2 separate regions of the Homo sapiens genome follow, and region 2 is linked to region 1. A link is an interaction called in ENCODE POLR2A ChIA-PET data of the cell type or tissue named here. Cell type or tissue: HepG2. All regions are shown on one strand.

Region 1 (8,000 bases):
GGTGATGATGGTGATGGTTGAGATGATGGTGGTGGTGATGATGGTTGTGATGAGGGTGATGATGATGGGGTTGGTGATGGTGGTGATGGTTGAGATGATGATGGTTGTGGTGGTGGTGATGGTTGTCATGAGGATGGTGGTGGTGGTGATGATCATGGTGATGGTAATAGTTGAAATGATGAGGTTGGTGGTGGTAATGATGATGGTGGTAGTGATGGTGATAAGAGTTATGGTGATGATGACAATGACAATGATGTATGAAGGTCTTCCTCATGCCAGCCCTCCTCCCAACACATGGTAAAGAGCTCGAACTTTATCTAAAGAGCAACAGAGAACCGCAGAAATTTTAACTGCGTATGACATAATTTGATGTGTGTTCTTAGGAGATCTTGTGGCATGGAGAGGGACTGATGGAGACAGGAGACCAGGTAAGAGGTGATGGGCAGGAGGGGTGGCAAGGAGGCCACAGACTTGAGAAAAGTTTTGGAGCTAGGGCTCAGGACTCACTCTTAGGCCAGAGGTGGCAGACGAGGGAAAGAGGCCATTCTCGAGGTGAGGAGGACAGGTGGGGCAGGGAGAGCCAACTGGGGAAAAGCCGAAAAATTTCTGAGTTAGACAGGAAAACTCTGAGACACCTGCTGGGTGCCAGACGTGATAGTGGATCAGCAGCTGGACATGGAACTCTGGGTTTTGGGGGCAATTAGGCTTAGAGGTGAGAAATCCAGGGTCATCTGTGGAGGTGAGGTGGCATTTACCTAGACCAAGGCTGGTGCCCTCTGGGTGAGGCTGCTGGTGAAAGTGACCGTGGGCTGGAAGAGCAGGAGGGGGAGGGGGTGTTGGCACATTGCTTGTACCCTGGGGCTGCCAGCAGTGCCCAGGGAGCTTGAGGAGAGGCTATGACCTCTCCCTGGTGCCCCTCTGCCTGGGAGGTCAGTCCAGAGGCCAACACATGCTCAACGTCAGGAGGAAGCCCCTGGGTCCTGCCAACCCCACAGGCAGCCTGGGAGGCTGCACCCCGGGTGGTCCAGTGGATGAGGCAAGAGTGTGGGGGCGCCTCCTGCCCTGGGTTGGGACTGCGGTGGGGAAGGCCAGCTCGGTCTGGGAGCAGGCACAGCAGGCGGGAGCAGTGGCACCGCAGGGCAGGACTGTTCAGGAAGACGCCTGCCGGGTCACACCTCGAGGGCACCCGTCCCTGCCCTTCCTCTGGTTTCCCCCCTCAGAGCCTCAGCTTCCTAGCTCTGAAGGCAGCGGGACTGAACTGTGACCCAGAACCCCAGTAAGTAAGACACATATGAGCAGAACCACTGTGGTACACAACCCTGCCGGCCCCTTCCCCAGGCCCACAGACCCGCCCCAGGCACTGCAGGGCCAGTCTGGAATCCCTAAGGACCTGCACACCCAGTGTGAGGCCTTGGCGGGTCCTGAGGTGTCTGGAGCTGGAGGGAAGGTGCTGCGAAGGGAAAGGCACCCAGAGGGGGCTCCGGGGACAGAATGGGCTGCCTTGCAATTCACAGTGCCACCCACTCCATTGTCCGTCGGCTTGTCGCTCTGAACCAAGCAGCCCCTATGGGACCCTAGTGCGGCTCCACTGTGCCCTTGCTCATGCCTCGTTCCAGCTGAGATGCCCACGAGGGGCCGCCGCGCCTGCGGGACATGGGGTCCGGCCAAGTCAATGCTCCACCTGCCTCCAGAGGGTGAGACTTCCTGGGGATCCCGAGGCTGCTCCCATTTCATGGAGCCATGTTTTTCTTGTCTCTTCCGACGTCCCACATCACAACCCGTGTCCAGGCCCAGATGCCCCCGGCAGTGTGCGCACGTGCCCTGCTGAGGCTGGGGGCCGCTCCTCTCTCCGCGGCTTGGCATGGCTCTCCCGGGCTGACCACACCCTGGGCAGGGCCGGGCCCAGTGGTCGCCTGGCATGGCAGCTCACTCAGCCTGCAGCATGGTGCCCTGGCACAGCAGCTCAGCCTACAGCACGGTGCCCGCCACCCTCCATGGCCCCCTTGGCTGTGTCTTGTCTTGGTTCACGCAGCATTATCTTACAAGCTAAGGAATGAAAGGGTTGGAATTTCGCGGGGCTTGGTGGTGTGATGTGACTGTGATGATGAAGGAACATGCTCCTTGGCCACACGGAGGACACGGGAGAGCCACCTCTGGCCTGCGCCCACCCGCCCATCCTCGTGCAATGGCCCTGCTTGACTCAGCATTCGGAGGCCCGGGCCGCGTCGCTGCAGCCTCGTGCCAGTTCTTCCTCCACATCCCAGAGCATCACTGTGAACGGAAAAACCGAGCTCATCCCTGGGCCTTGGATTCACGTGTTTTTTTGCCGTCATTTGTGGGGAGGGAAAGCAAAGGCTGAGGTCTCTGTGTGCCTGAACCCGGAGCCCGTGCCTGGGCACACGCTCACCTGCCTGGTCCGGTCACTGCAGGCTCCGTCCAGGCCGACTCAGGTGACTCTCGGGAGCACAGGCTGCTGTTGTTCCCAGGACCCTGGCACTCCTTACAAAGACTTACTGAGTGGACAGCCTTGTTCCTCCCTCGAGTGGGGCGGACGTGCCCTTCCTCTCTGAGTAGACTAGGGGTTTGCTCTGTCCTTTTAAGCACCGAGTTCCGGCACAGTCTGCTCTTTCGGTAAAACTGGCAGAAGTGTGGTTGGATGGTCGTTTCCCTTTTTTGATGATGACATCTTTGGATAATAAAGAGCTTCTCCTAAAAATATCCAAATACAGAAGTACCTGGAAGCTGCTTAGGAGACAGGCTGGGCTCCTGGTCCTTCTGGGCCTCATCCTGGCTCTGAGGTGTGTCCATCAACACAGACAGATCAGGCCCCACAGCAGCCAGGGCCCTGGTCCCGCGTCCCTGCACGGGCCCCCGCGGGCACCACCTGGAGGCTGCAGGTGTCGCTGCCAGGGCCAGGGTGCACTGCACACTGGGTCCCAGGGGTCTCCACTAGAGGTGACACGCGGCCCTTCCAGCCACTTTCCATGGGCCCAAGCAGCCATGCGTGCCCCCCTACCCCTGGGGGAAGTCAAATCCTGCCCCTTGCTCTCAAGGAAGGGCAGGAATATAGGATCAATGTGGGAGGCTTTTGTCTTGGTTTGGGTCTGGTTTCATTTCAGGGGAAGCCACACTCCCTCTCATCTCCACAGTGGCTGGAGTCCTGCGACCTCAGGGCCGAGAGGAGACCCGGGCGGGATCATCACAGCTTCCCAGGTGCTCCTGCCAAGGTCAGCGGGGAGCGGGTGGCCTCCTGCAGCCCCTGCCCCTCTGGCGGGGATCCTGAGTCCTTGGCCTGTTGTGCTGCCTGCCCTGGAACGTTCTGTCCCTTGCAGATGCTGGTGGGGCGTGGCCAGACACACCCCTGATCTGCAGGTGGGAGGGGCCCCGACCACTGCTCCCCACAGCCCCGCCCCTGAGGCTGAGTGAAGTCATGCTCTGGGCGGTTGTGACTTCTGGTCCGGTAGAAACATTTCTGGTTGAGCTATCAGTGGCTGAAGGTCCTTCCTGCCCTGGAGAGGAAAATTTCAACCCTGGAAAATTACCAGGGCAGGCGGCCAGGGAAGTTTCTGCCCTGGGGCGGTGGTTTGAGAGTGAAGTTTCCTGGGCTGGTCTCAGCCTGCAGGGGAAGCACTGGCTCCCAGGAACTTTGACAAGCCCAACTCCCCTGGTTCTCTGGAGGCCAGGAAAGCTGTCCAAGGCTTTCCCGACGTGGGCAGGAACCAGTCATTGTCACAGGGAAGCATGGCCTTTGGGACAGGTGCAGGCTGTTAGCTGTGTGTTCAGAAGGCACGTAGACTCCTTCCAGCAAGCGTAGCCTCACCCACCTGACTCACGCCTTCATGGCGCCAGCTCCCCTCCCCCAGCCCCTTTAGGGAAACTTTTCAGAGCACCCGGAAGCCAGGCAAATACCAAGGGAGGGTTAAATACCCATTAAATCATTAAAGCAGAAAACACATCTCCTCCTTCGTCCCACCCCTCCTCTTCACGCACACCCCCTCTCTGTGGGTGGAGGGCACCTGACCCCCTCCGGGTCTCTCTGCCGCTGCTGGGACTCCCAGGCCTGTGCCACACGTGCCAGCACACACCTCAGGCTCCACGGGCCCTGGGAAGGCTCTGAAGTGCTCCAGAGGAGACACAATTAGGAAGCCATGCCCAGCTCCGCTCTGAGTGAACCACAGAAAACTTCACTGATGGAACCAAAACCACCCGGGCAGCCCTTTGGCTGTGGAGGACGGTGTGAACGTCCGCGGCCTCGGAGGCTGTGGAGGGAGGACGGTGTGTACGTCCGTGGCCTCGGAGGTCCCAGCTCAACCAGGTCAGGCTGCTCTTCCCGCCTGTTGGGACTGATGGGCCTGCCATAGGCCCTGGAGCCAAGGCCACCTCCGAGGCTGGGGAGCGTCACACGGCAGGCACTGTTGAGGCCGCCTCCCCTGGTGACCGAGTGGCGTCCCCGGGAGGTGACCGCCCAGGAGGCAGCACCAGCCTGCCTGGCACTTACATGGCCCCAACCCAACCAGTTGGGCCGTCGCAAGGGCCAGCACCCAGGCAGCACTGGGCCTCGGCTTGTTCACCTGTAAAGCGGGGGACACCAGGACTGTGAGGAGCAGGGGGACGACTCTATAGAGAGCCCAGAGCAGCGTGAGCCGTGGGCCAGGGCTGCCTCCGGGCCGGACTCCCACGGTGGCTTCTAAGTTAGAAACATGCAGGAGACCACGTCGTTTCCTGCTGGGAACCTCCCGAGGCTCCTGGGGCCTCAGAGTGAGACCTGCACTCCTTTTCTCGAAGGCCGGGTGAGTTTCGGGGGCTGCAGTAACAGCCCCAGCGAAGGGCCGACACAGCTCACAGGTCACCTTACAGTTCTGGAGGCAGAGGACTGAACTGGGGCACCAGGAGCCAGCAGGAATGAGCTCCTTCCGGAGGCTTTAAGGCAAAATCCATGTCCCTGTCTTTCCCACCTGCATTTCCTTGGCTCAAGCCCTTGCTTGCAGCCCTCAGACCTCTACGCCCCTCCTCTGCCTCGGACCTCTACGCCCCTCCTCTGCCTCGGACCTCTACGCCCCTCCTCTGCCTCGGACCTCTACTCCCCTCCTCTGCCTCGGACCTCTACTCCCCTCCTCTGCCTCCGACCCTCCTGCCTCCTTCCTAGATGGCCCTGGTGATTATACTGGGCTCACCCGGATAATTCAGGCTCCTCTCCCATTCTAAGGTTCTGAACTCCTTTGCCAAGTAAGGTGACAGTCACAGACTTGGGGGATTAGGACATGGTTGTCACGGGGGCTGCCATCCAACCTGCCTGGAGGGCATTCCTGCTCGGAGGACCTCCTCCCGTGCGTGGTCTCCCCTGATGCTGGCTTTTGCCCCCATGGTCTCTGCTTCCCAAAGCTTTCCCTCCGCCTCAGCCCCAGCTGTCCTCCCCACTCTCAGGGTCCTGGCCCCAGGTCCTTTCCCCAGAGGCCAGCCTGGCTGCCGGGACTGCTCCCATGAGCTCCTTGTCAATGCAGTGTCTGTTGGCCTGCAATCCACCCTTTCCCCATAGACTGAAGTGGCACCCAGGCAGGACAGCCCCCCTCATCCCCGAGGAGTGCCAGGGTTGGGGCACGTGTGCCAAGGAGCCCAGACCTGCCCAGAGCCAGACCGGCTCCTCTTCCTGCCCCTGGGTCACGGCTGCCCTGAGTTCTCCAGGCTGGGGTGAGCTCCGCGTCTCAGCCGTGCTCGGGAGCAGGGCACTCAAAGCTTTTGTCACAGTTTTCTGTCTGTGGATTCATTCTTTCATCTGGTTTCTTGGGCTTTGACTTCATCCTAGCACTGGGACGCGGTGCAGCCAGACAGGGTCCTTCCCGACGCCACAGATACCACGGGTGAGACAGCCACGGAGGCACAGCCACACAGGCGTGGTCGCAAGCCAGCATGGTGTGTGTTTGGGAGCATTTGGCTGTCACAGGCTCTGACCTCGGCAGGGCCAGGGGCTTCCTGGGAACATGACTCTGAGCCGGGATCTGAGGATTAGCAGGTCCTGCCCAGTCGAGGGAGGGCGGGGCATGGTGAGCGGCCGAGCAAGGGCCCCGTGGCAGGAAGGAGCTGGACACACACAGAAAAATGCCAGGGGGTAGTAGGAGGGCATCGGGGTGGGGAGGCGGACCGTGTGGGTGATGCCAGGCTGGCCGGCGGGGATCGGGGTGCGCAGGACCTGCCAGGCTGCGACCCCAGGGCAGCGGAGGCACGGGAGGGGTGGAGGGGGAGGCACGGGAGGGGTGGAGGGGGAGGCACGGGAGGGGTGGAGGGGGAGGCACGGGAGGGGTGGGGGAGGCACGGGAGGGGTGGAGGGGGAGGCACGGGAGGGGTGGGGGGAGGCATGGGAGGAGTGGAGGGGGAGGCACGGGAGGGGTGGGGGAGGCACGGGAGGGTAGGGGAGGCACAGGAGGGGTGAGGGAGGCACCGGAGGGGTGGGGGCACAGGGTCTGCCTCTTGCACTTGAGTGCTCTTCCCCCCACCCCCAGGCCTGGACGTGGGCGGTGACGGCTTTTGCATGGGTCCTCCGGGCAGCAGGCAGGGCTTGCACAGGGGTATGGGGCTTGGGAGGGGCATGGTGCTGCCATCTGTCCAGAAGAGGGGTCTAGGGCGAGCAGAGCCCCCCGCCCCCCGAGTGCTAACAGCCTCCTGGGGAGGAGACTCTGTGCCCACAAGGGCCTGGACGCCTGGGCTCAGTCAAGTCCGCCCCTCATGGTGGGGCTTCCCAGGCTCTTGTGCCCTCGGTGTGCAGTGCCCACCTGATCCTTCGCTCGCCCAACCTCAGAGCCCCTGCTTCTCCCACAGACACTGATAACACTCATCTCGTGGCTGTCAACCCAGAAGGGATGCCTGCAGGTGGGGGCCAGCAATGAGGCCTTCGAAACCCCAATGCCATGACTCTGTGGGGGATTTGGCACAGAGGGTTTTATTGTATTGTCTTAAAAATTTAAAACCAATACCCATTTCCATTATTAAAAACTTTCAAGTTTGTTTGAAACAATTTGGGTGACAATATACTTTTTTACTCTACATTTTATTAAATCTAAATACAATCAAGGATTTCTGATAAAAATTTAGTGTCTGATTGAGATGGTCTATAAGTGTAAAACAAACACTAGATTTTAAAGACTTAGTAGAAAAAAGGGAGAGTAAAATCACTCTTTAATAATTCTTTAGGCCAGGCATGGTGGGTCATGCCTGTGATTCCAGCACTCTGGGAGGCCAAGGCAGGTGGATCACCTGAGGTCAGGAGTTCGAAACCAGCCTGGCCAACATGGCGAAACCCCATCTCTACTAAAAATACAAAAATTAGCTGGGCATGGGGTGGCACACGCCTGCAATCCCAGCTACTCGGGAGGCTGAGGCAGGAGAATCACTTGAACCCGGGAGGCAGAGGTTGCAGTGAGCCGAGATTGCGCCACTGTGCCCCAGCGTGGGTGACAGAGCGAGACTCCATCCCTCAAAATAATAATTCTTTGTATTGATTATCCAAGTGATAATATTATGGCTCTATTGGATTTAAATAAAAATAGTATTGGCTGGGTGCCGTGGCTCATGCCTGTAATCCCAGCACTTTGGGAGGCCGAGGCGGGCGGATCACCTGAGGTTGGGAATTCGAGACCAGCCTGACCAGCATGGAGAAACCCTGTCTCTACTAAAAATACAAAATTAGCTGGGCGTGGTGGCGCATACCTGTAATCCCAGCTACTTGGGAGGCTGAGGCAGGAGAATAGCTTGAACCTGGGAGCTAAAGTTTGCAGTGAACCGAGATTGTGCCATTACACTGCAGCTGGGGCAACAAGAGCGAAACTCCGTATCAAAAAATAAATAAATAAATAAAAAAGTATTAAAATTAATCTCATTTGTTTATTTTCCCTTTTGTCAGTATGGCTGCCAGCACAGGTAAACTTACATGCGTGGCTTTGCTACATTTTTACTGGACTCTGCTCTTCTAGATGCTCAGAACTCTTCGAAGCCTGCAGGTTTGAACA
Region 2 (8,000 bases), 210 kb after region 1:
CCCAAACTCAGTGGAACATGGGACACCTAGCCCACGGGGTGGGAAGAGGCCTGGGGCTCTACGGAATAGTTTGCAAAGGGCAGGGGCACTTCCCAGCAGTGGGGCAGTGAGTGTCCCAGGCCCTCTGTGGCTTCCGTGCCATCCCTCACACCCCCTGCGTCCCCATCCCTGCAGGCTGCGGGCCGGCCTGTGCGACCGCTGCATGGTCACCCAGGAGCTGGCCAGGAAGCGGCAGCAGGAGTTCGAGAGCTCCCACCTGCAGAACCTGCAGCGCATCTTCATCCTCAGTGAGCCCCACCCACCAGACAACCGGGGTCCTCTCCCACGGGGCCAGGCGACCCCAGGCCTGTTCAGCCCATGTAGGGGCATGGGGAAAGGAGGCAGGACGATCGGCCCCACACCACTGGGGGAACCTCACAACCCAATCTACAGACAAACACACAAAGCCCCCAGCCGGCGCTGGTGTGGCCCTCCCTCAACACAGCCTCCCTCCCCTGGGCTGGGGGCATCCCGGCCCCCACTGGGCGCGGCCTCCTTCCTGAGATGCGGAAGGTCCTGCAGTGCTGAGGCCCCAGTGGCCCTCCTGATGACCAAGGGCAAGCCCCCTTCCCTCGAGGCCGGCACTGCTCATTCAACAGCATCCAATCAGCCATGCACGCAGCCAGCATCCACGGCGCCCCTGCTGCCTGCCAGGCCCTGGGCTACGTGCTGGGGGCACTGCTGAGGGGCTTCCCTGGTGCTGTGACGACCCCACCCCTGCCCCTGTCCCCCCCAACCCCTGGCTGCTTTGCTCATCAGTGCCTTTTGCAGCCAACGAGATGAACGGGCTGAAGGAAGAGAACGAGACCTTGAAGGAGGAGGTGAAGCGGCTTCGGGGCCTGGGGTGAGTGGGAAAGGGTCCCAGGGCTCAGACACCCAACTCCCCAGCACCCCCCGAGCAGCACCCAGCACACGTCCCTGGGGGAACCGCCCATGGAGGACTCTCAGGCAGTGTCGGGACAGCTGCGTCACCTGGGGTCACCCAGGAGTGGGCCCGGCTTTTCTGATCATCTCCCGAGATGCTGCTCTCCCTCACCCTCCCTGTCTCTGCCTCCCCTCTAGAGACAGGCCCAAGCCCCGGGCCAAGGAGGGCACCTCGGACCCCCCCTCACCCCTGCTGCTCCCCTCCCCTGGTGGCTGGAAGGCCATCACAGAGAAGCCACCGGGAGGCCACGAGGAGGCTGAGGAAGACCACCAGGGCGTGGGCCTACGGGGAGAAGGTGCTGTGGGGACCGGGTGAGGCTGGGAGGCTGGGCCCCCGCAGGACCAGGGATCCTCCCCCTGGGGCTGGGCCGCTGCCCCTCTGAGCACCTCCCAAGCTCTTGCCCCTGGCTTCTCCTCCCACAGAAAAGCCAGCAGGGCACAGGACATCTCCAGTGGCCAAAATCTCCCCAGGGGCCACCCTGCCTGAGTCGCGAGCCCCAGACATGGTAAGGGCAGGGACCGGGAGCCCACCATGTGCAGCTGGGCCGGCGCAGGCAGGAGGCTGGAGGCAGCTGCACTTTCAGTATGCCAGCCTCTCATGCGCCTAACCCTGAATGTGCCCCTCCTTTGTCCCGGGCAGGAGCCACTGCGCTCCATTTGGCGTGGGTGGGGGTGCAGCTCAGCAGTGAGCAGGGGCAGAGTGGGAGCAGCCCAGGGCAGGCAGCAGAGGCTATGGCAGAGGCCACAGCAGAGGCCACGCATGCCCCCGCCCAGGCTGACCCACCCATCCTCACAGAGCCCCCAGCGCATCTCCAACCAGCTGCACGGGACCATTGCCGTGGTGCGGCCTGGGTCCCAGGCTTGCCCTGCCGACCGAGGCCCCGCCAATGGGACGCCCCCACCACTGCCCGCCAGGAGCAGCCCACCCAGCCCAGCGTATGAGCGTGGCCTCTCCCTGGACAGGTGCCCGCCTGCCCCACCCTCACCCAGAGTAGCCTCAGATGAGCTCTTCTCTCAGCCCCTGGTCCCAGGGCAGTCCCTCTGATTATCCCTCACAGCCCTGAACTTCTCTGGCTTGGCTTTTTCTGGGCACCCAGCCTGGAGCAAAGTTCCCACGTGGACACCTCCAGAGTGGCCAGGCCTGGGGCGTGGGGGCAGGGGATGTGGACATTGTCTGAGAACAAGTAGGGTGTGGAGGGTGGACAGGTGGCTAGGACCCTCCAGGTGAGGAGCAGGGGGCCGATGTCCCTGCCAAGAAGACACGGAGGCCTCGGCATCTGGCCCCACCTTGGAGCCCAGACCACAGGCCACCTCTGGCCAGGTCCACACAGCATGGCCTCCAGAGCTGGGGGCTGAGCCTCCCCTCCCTCCACTACCTGCCATGGGACCCATGCAGCTTGCTGCACCTCTCTGGACCTCAGTTTCCTCGCCTGTGGAGTGGGTGCCTGTCGTCTCTCCCTCTCAGGGCTCGCTGGGACGGTCACGGCTCCACACAGCCATGGTCATTCGGCTTCTCCTCCCTCACAGCTTCCTGCGGGCCTCCCGGCCCTCCGCCATGACCCATGAGGCCCCGAAGCTCTCCCCGAAGGTGGACCGGCTCTGCCTCCTAAACCGCCCCCTGTCCCTGCACCTTCAGAGCCCCCACAGCAGCCCCCTGGCCCCTGCTGCAGCCCCCAGCGACCCCCGGCTCCAGGACCTGAAGGCCAGAGAAGCAGAGGCCTGGGAGGAGCCCACAGAACTGCTGGGGCTGCCCAGTGCCCTGGCGGGCATGCAGGACCTTCGCCTGGAGGGGGCACTGCACCTGCTCCTGGCCCAGCAGCAGCTGCGGGCTAGGGCCAGGGCAGGCAGTGTCAGGCCAAGGGGCCAGCCCACACCCGGGGAGATGCTGCCCTCCCTACCAGTCGGCTCAGACTCTGAGGGCCCTGAGAATGAGGGGACCAGGGCAGCTCTGGCCGCAGCAGGCCTGTCTGGAGGGCGGCACACACAGCCTGCAGGCCCGGGCCGCGCCCAGAGGACAGAGGCTGCAGCCACGCAGGACTGTGCCCTAGACAAGCCCCTGGACCTCTCGGAGTGGGGCCGGGCCCGGGGCCAGGACACTCCCAAGCCGGCCGGCCAGCATGGGTCACTCAGCCCTGCCGCTGCCCACACTGCCAGCCCCGAGCCACCCACCCAGTCCGGACCCCTGACTCGCAGTCCCCAGGCACTCAGCAATGGCACCAAGGGGACCAGAGTGCCAGAGCAGGAGGAGGCTTCCACTCCCATGGTAAGGAGCCCGGTCCTGGCTCAGACCCGGTCCTCAGCCTCCACGTCCCCCACCCCGGGCCGGCCTCCCCCCAGACCTCGGGCTGCTCTTTTCCCTCTGCCCACCAAGTTGTTTCCCAGGGAGAAAGCGAGGCTGCCTCATCCACACTATAAAGGGAAAGGCAGGCCCCTCCACCAGCTGCAGCCTCAAGAGGGGTCCCACCGGCTGTCCAGGGCTGAGTTGGCGGCAAGGAAGTCTCCCAAATAAACTCAAGCCACCTACTTGCCTCCCCCCAGGACCCCTCACGCCCACTTCCAGGGTCCCAGCTCAGCCTGTCCTCTCCAGGCAGTACAGAAGATGAAGACACAGGGAGGCCTCTGCCACCTCCCCACCCACAGCCGCCTCCCCACCCACAGCCGCCTGACCTGGACGGCCACCCAGGTACAGTCAGCACCTGGGGTCAGAGTCCAGCTGGGAGGTGTTTTCCCCACGGAGAGAGAGGGTGGTGGTCAGTGCCCACCAGGAGTGGGTGTCTCCAGGCCCAGCTCTGCCCTGCCGATCTGACGGGGCAACCCCAGGCTCCAGGGCTTGGCTCTTCCACCTGCAGACACCGGAGGAAGCCGAGGGCCTGGCAGGAGCCTCTCTAACAACACTCAGTGAGGGGGAAAAGCACCTTAGCAATTAGGGCTGGCAAGCAGGCTGTGAGTGCCCCATCATGCAGCATCCAAGCCAGGGGCGGGAACCCCAACTGATGGGGACACTAGGCCTGGGCCCAAACCCCAGTCGGCCTCCTGTCAGCCAGTGCCCTGGGGCAGGTCACTTGGCCCTCCGTGCCTCAGTTTCCCCATCTGCAGAGTTGGCTCCACCCATCCTAGTCTGGCAGGCTCGGGAGACTCCCGGTGCCACCAGCCTGGCCTGACCCCACACTCTGCATCCTTCAGAGCCCAGCAAGGCTGAAGTGCTGAGACCAGAGTCCGACGAACTGGATGAGACAGACACCCCAGGCAGCGAGGTGGGTCCAGGCCACACACTCAGCAGGGCAGGGCCAGGAGGCAGTCCTCCTCGTGACCACACCCCCTTCTCCCCAGGTGGGCCTGAGCTCCCAGGCGGAGGCCACTACGAGCACGACCGGGGAGGGGCCTGAGTGCATCTGCACCCAGGAGCACGGGCAGGGTCCACCACGGAAGAGGAAGCGGGCCTCGGAGCCTGGGGACAAAGGTACAGCTGGCATGGGGCAGGTGCAGGGAAGGGGGCGAGGGGAGCCACAGCACCCACCTCTCCCCAGTGCCACCTCTCCTCCTGGCTGCCTGGAGAATGGCAGCCTCAGAATGATGGAGCCAAAAATGAACCTCAACCCTCCCCAAATGAACCCCACAGAGGAGGGCGAGGGTGGCCGGAGTGAGTCCTTCCTGTGCAGCCTCTGACTGTGTAGGTTGGTGTCAGGTCCTTCCAAATCTGAGCCTCAGTCTCCTCGCCTGTAAGGGGGCTGACATTAGGGATCGTAGGAGATTTCGGTGAGAGAAGGAGCCAGGGGATGGTCATTGTCCCCACCATCATCCTGGAAGGAAGGGTGTCCTGGTGCACAGGATAAGCCGCTGCCACAAGGAGCAGATCCCCAGGGCCCCTTGTCCACCTGCAGACAGGGTCAGCGCAGAAGGCACAGCCCCGAGGGGCATGGGGGCACGTTTGCTCCCCTGGGGAATTGCGGACGGCTCCAGTGTTTGCCAAGGGCAGTGTCCTTGGACCCAGCTCCTCCCAGTAATGCCGGCAGGAGCCTCGGCCCTGGTCCGAGGGTATCGGGACAACTTTTCACTTCCTGCTCTGGGCTCAATGGCAGCTCCAGCTGGGGTCCAGGAGCCCATGAGAGACTTTGAACACCTAATTGTATGGCCCTGGTTTTTCTCCGGGCAAGGCCCGCAGGCAGCAGGCGGGGTGGTGCCGCCACTGTGTGCCATTGTTGCCGGCAGGTGGCCATGGCCTGCGTCTGCCCGGAGCGGCAGTAGAGACCAGCACGGCCCTTATTTGAGGCACTTCCTGCTGAGTGGGTGGAAATGGCCCCGGGGGGTGCAGTCTGTGAGCCAGCACACCCTTGTGCTCCTACCTGAGCCGGGACCAGGGACGCTGGCAGGGGCTCCTGAGAAACTGCTGTGGCGATCAGTGAGAGCAGGTCCCTGCCCAGCATGAGCACAGCTCAGCGCCAGAGCCAGCATCCTCGTGCCTAGTGCCCCAGAAGAGTGGGTGCAGCTGTGGCTGCCTGTGAGCCTTATGACCCTGCCCAGCAGGTAGGATCATCACTGTTTGGCTGGTGCAGAAATTGAGGCTGAGAGGGGAGAGGTCACTTGCCCAAGGTCACAGGTCTGGGACTTGTGTCAGGATTCAAACCTGACCCATTCAACTCAGAGCCTGAGCTTGCTGTGCCTCAGAGATGGCCTAAGCCCAGCATCTCGGCAGGATCCCCGTCCCCGGACCATCGCAGGAACCAGGCGCCCCTCCCATGTGGCCCTAGCCCGGGGGCAGGCCTGCTGAGGCCCGCAGCCAGTGTCAGGCCAGCCAGTATGGCCTGGCTCCCTCCAAGGCAGGAAGGGGGCCACTGGGGTCAGTGCCGTGTTCGGGGTCACACAATGGGGAGAGTGTCCACCCTCCACCCAATTCTCAGGGTTCACCCTCAGATCGGGCTACCCCTGCTCTGGGCACCGGTTTCTGTAGGAACAAGGGTGGCCAGCAAACTTCCCCAAGCACCCAGCTCCCCGTGCCCAGAGGAGACCCAGGAGGCCCTAGGTGAGAGCCAGTGTTGCCTCAAAGGAAGGCACACAGCTCCGGCCTGACCTCCGGCCACTTCCCATAGCCTCCAAAAAGCCATCCAGAGGGAGAAGGAAACTGACAGCCACTGAGGGGCCCGGGAGCCCAAGGGACGCCGAGGACCACAGTCCCTCCCCCAACAGCAGCCCCTGGGAGGAGACCTAGCCAGCCTGCACCAGGGTCCACAGCGAGCCCGGGGCAGCCCTCCACCTGCCCACCAGGGCCTGGAGAGGGCACACCATCCAACCAGCAGGCAGCCCTGCACAGAACCCTGGGAGAAGACCTAGCCAGCCTCAGCTGAACCCACAGTGAGCCCAGGGCAGCTCTCTGCCTGCTCACCACAGCCTGGAGAGGGCACACCACCCAACCAGCAGGCAACCCCGAAGAGCCGGTGACGGGCACATCCTGGCCCACTTCAAGAGGGGCTGGAGGACCGAGAGGGGTCTCAGGCTGGCGATTCACCCCGTCTCCACCCACCTGGGAAATGCTCTGCGGCCCCTCCCACAGCCCAGCACCTGCTCCCTGAGGGGTGTGGGGACTGGAGGCGGGATCACTCAGGCTCCAGCCCAGCCCTACCCCTGCTGTGCACTGCAGCCGTTCCCAGGCAGTGCCCACGCTCTGGGAGGCAACGGACCACTCGGACCCCCACCCCTGCCCGCCAAGCTCCAAGCACAATCTTGGACGCCCCCTCGTGGGCTGACAGCAAACAGATGTCTGGCAGTGAGGGTGGAGGGAGACAGTGGGCGGCAGCACCCTCGAAGACCGGGTCCCCTGAGTGACGGAGAATAAACACTTGAAGAACCGTGCATGTGTCTGGCAGGGCCCCAGGACACCACTGACTGTGCCAGGGACTGGAGGTCACCCCCTTGCGGGAGGGCAGAATAAAACCAGCTCCTCTGCAGAGTCTGCAGCGGGAAGGGACCAGGGCACCCTCGGGGAAGTGCCTGGCCACAGCGGCGGCCGTGTGCACCTGCCCCTCCTCACTAGTCCCTGGCCTGGCAGCCACAGGGCAGCTCGCCAGGACTCCACCGGGAGCACTCAAGGCTGTCTGCTCCTCGGGGGAGGATGAGTATCAGTCCCTCCCAGCTTCGTGGGAGGAGCTTAAGAAATAGATTCTTGGGCCCAACCCCGGATCCACTGAACCAGGACTTTAGAGGTGAGCCTGGAGTCTGTGTTTTAAGAAGCTCCCAGAGGTAATTCTCCTAAATGTGAAGTCTGAGAACTGCCCCTTACAGGGCAGAGACACTGGGCACTGACACCTCTGCTGGGCATCAGGGAGCGGTGGGCAAAGGAGCAATGGCACCAAGTCATGGCCAGTGTTGGGGGACGGGGAGGAGAGCAGGTGTCCCTGGGAGGTCAAGGCAGGTGGCACCTGCAACCCAAATTTGGGTTCTGAGGGATGAACAGGAGTGTGCCAAGTAGGCAAGGAGCTAGGATGTTCTGGGAAGTTTGCTGAGACCCCAACTCTAGAAAAATGGACAAGGATCAGGCAGAAAGGAAAGGTGGGGGCCACGGAGGGGTGCCAGGGCAAGGGGGAAACTAAGAAGTCAGCCCAAGGGCCAGGCCTGCAGTCAGGAGCATCCAGACAGAGCCCTGCGCTTGACACCTGCTCAGAGTTCAGGGTGAGAGCCAAAGAAAATAAGGAGCGAAACTCATGAGCAGGGCCCTCTGCAGCCAAAGCACCAAGGTGAGCTGGGCATTTAAAACCACGCATCACAGGGATGGCAGGACACGGGCCAACGACTGGGCTGGGTGAGGCCTGGGCCAGACTGGGGTGCGGGCCTGACTCAGGGGGCACTGCCTCCCACCTGCAGCCTGTGACATGTCTGCCTGTTGTCCTGAGAGGCCAGAGGGACTGAACTCCCAAGAGGGAAGTCCAGGTGTGTTAAAGGTTGCTTTAATTTCTCCAGAATCACACGAAACAAAAGCCGTGTGTTCCCTACACACTGCCCGCAGGCCAGGTTGGCTTTTGGCCACCCATCGACACCCTGGGGAG

The links. ChIA-PET counts read pairs that join two places held together with the same protein. Peaks named below come from ENCODE experiments on the same cell type or tissue, not always from the same donor. Only the 100,000 strongest peaks of a DNase experiment are listed, where the experiment ranks them.
Region 2: POLR2A ChIA-PET joins it to region 1 with 10 read pairs; 7 of 35 experiments call an interaction of 5 or more read pairs at or near these places.

Annotation. Positions count from the first base shown.
Region 1 is chr20:62,619,467-62,627,466 of GRCh38, reverse strand. No RefSeq gene overlaps it. Among named protein-coding and RNA genes, the nearest start is that of SLCO4A1, 19 kb to the left of the region's middle. RefSeq lists enhancers at 2,628-2,677, 2,938-3,297 and a silencer at 2,808-2,897. In HepG2, a CTCF peak has its summit at 2,902 (motif pointing left); DNase peaks (open chromatin) are centred at 2,916 and 3,456; H3K4me3 peaks cover 1,036 bases; H3K27me3 peaks cover 757 bases.
Region 2 is chr20:62,409,047-62,417,046 of GRCh38, reverse strand. It overlaps RBBP8NL (RBBP8 N-terminal like), which reads left to right. Exons shown (of 14, transcript NM_080833.3): 5 at 175-287; 6 at 811-883; 7 at 1,102-1,259; 8 at 1,387-1,469; 9 at 1,760-1,926; 10 at 2,491-3,226; 11 at 3,502-3,646; 12 at 4,147-4,217; 13 at 4,294-4,423; 14 at 6,051-6,810. The coding sequence ends at 6,169. Among named protein-coding and RNA genes, the nearest start is that of CABLES2, 5.8 kb to the right of the region's middle. RefSeq lists an enhancer at 6,304-6,363. In HepG2, CTCF peaks have their summits at 2,747 (motif pointing right), 5,151 (motif pointing right), 6,360 (motif pointing right) and 6,693 (motif pointing left); DNase peaks (open chromatin) are centred at 4,266, 5,076 and 6,706; H3K4me3 peaks cover 1,259 bases; H3K27me3 peaks cover 3,454 bases.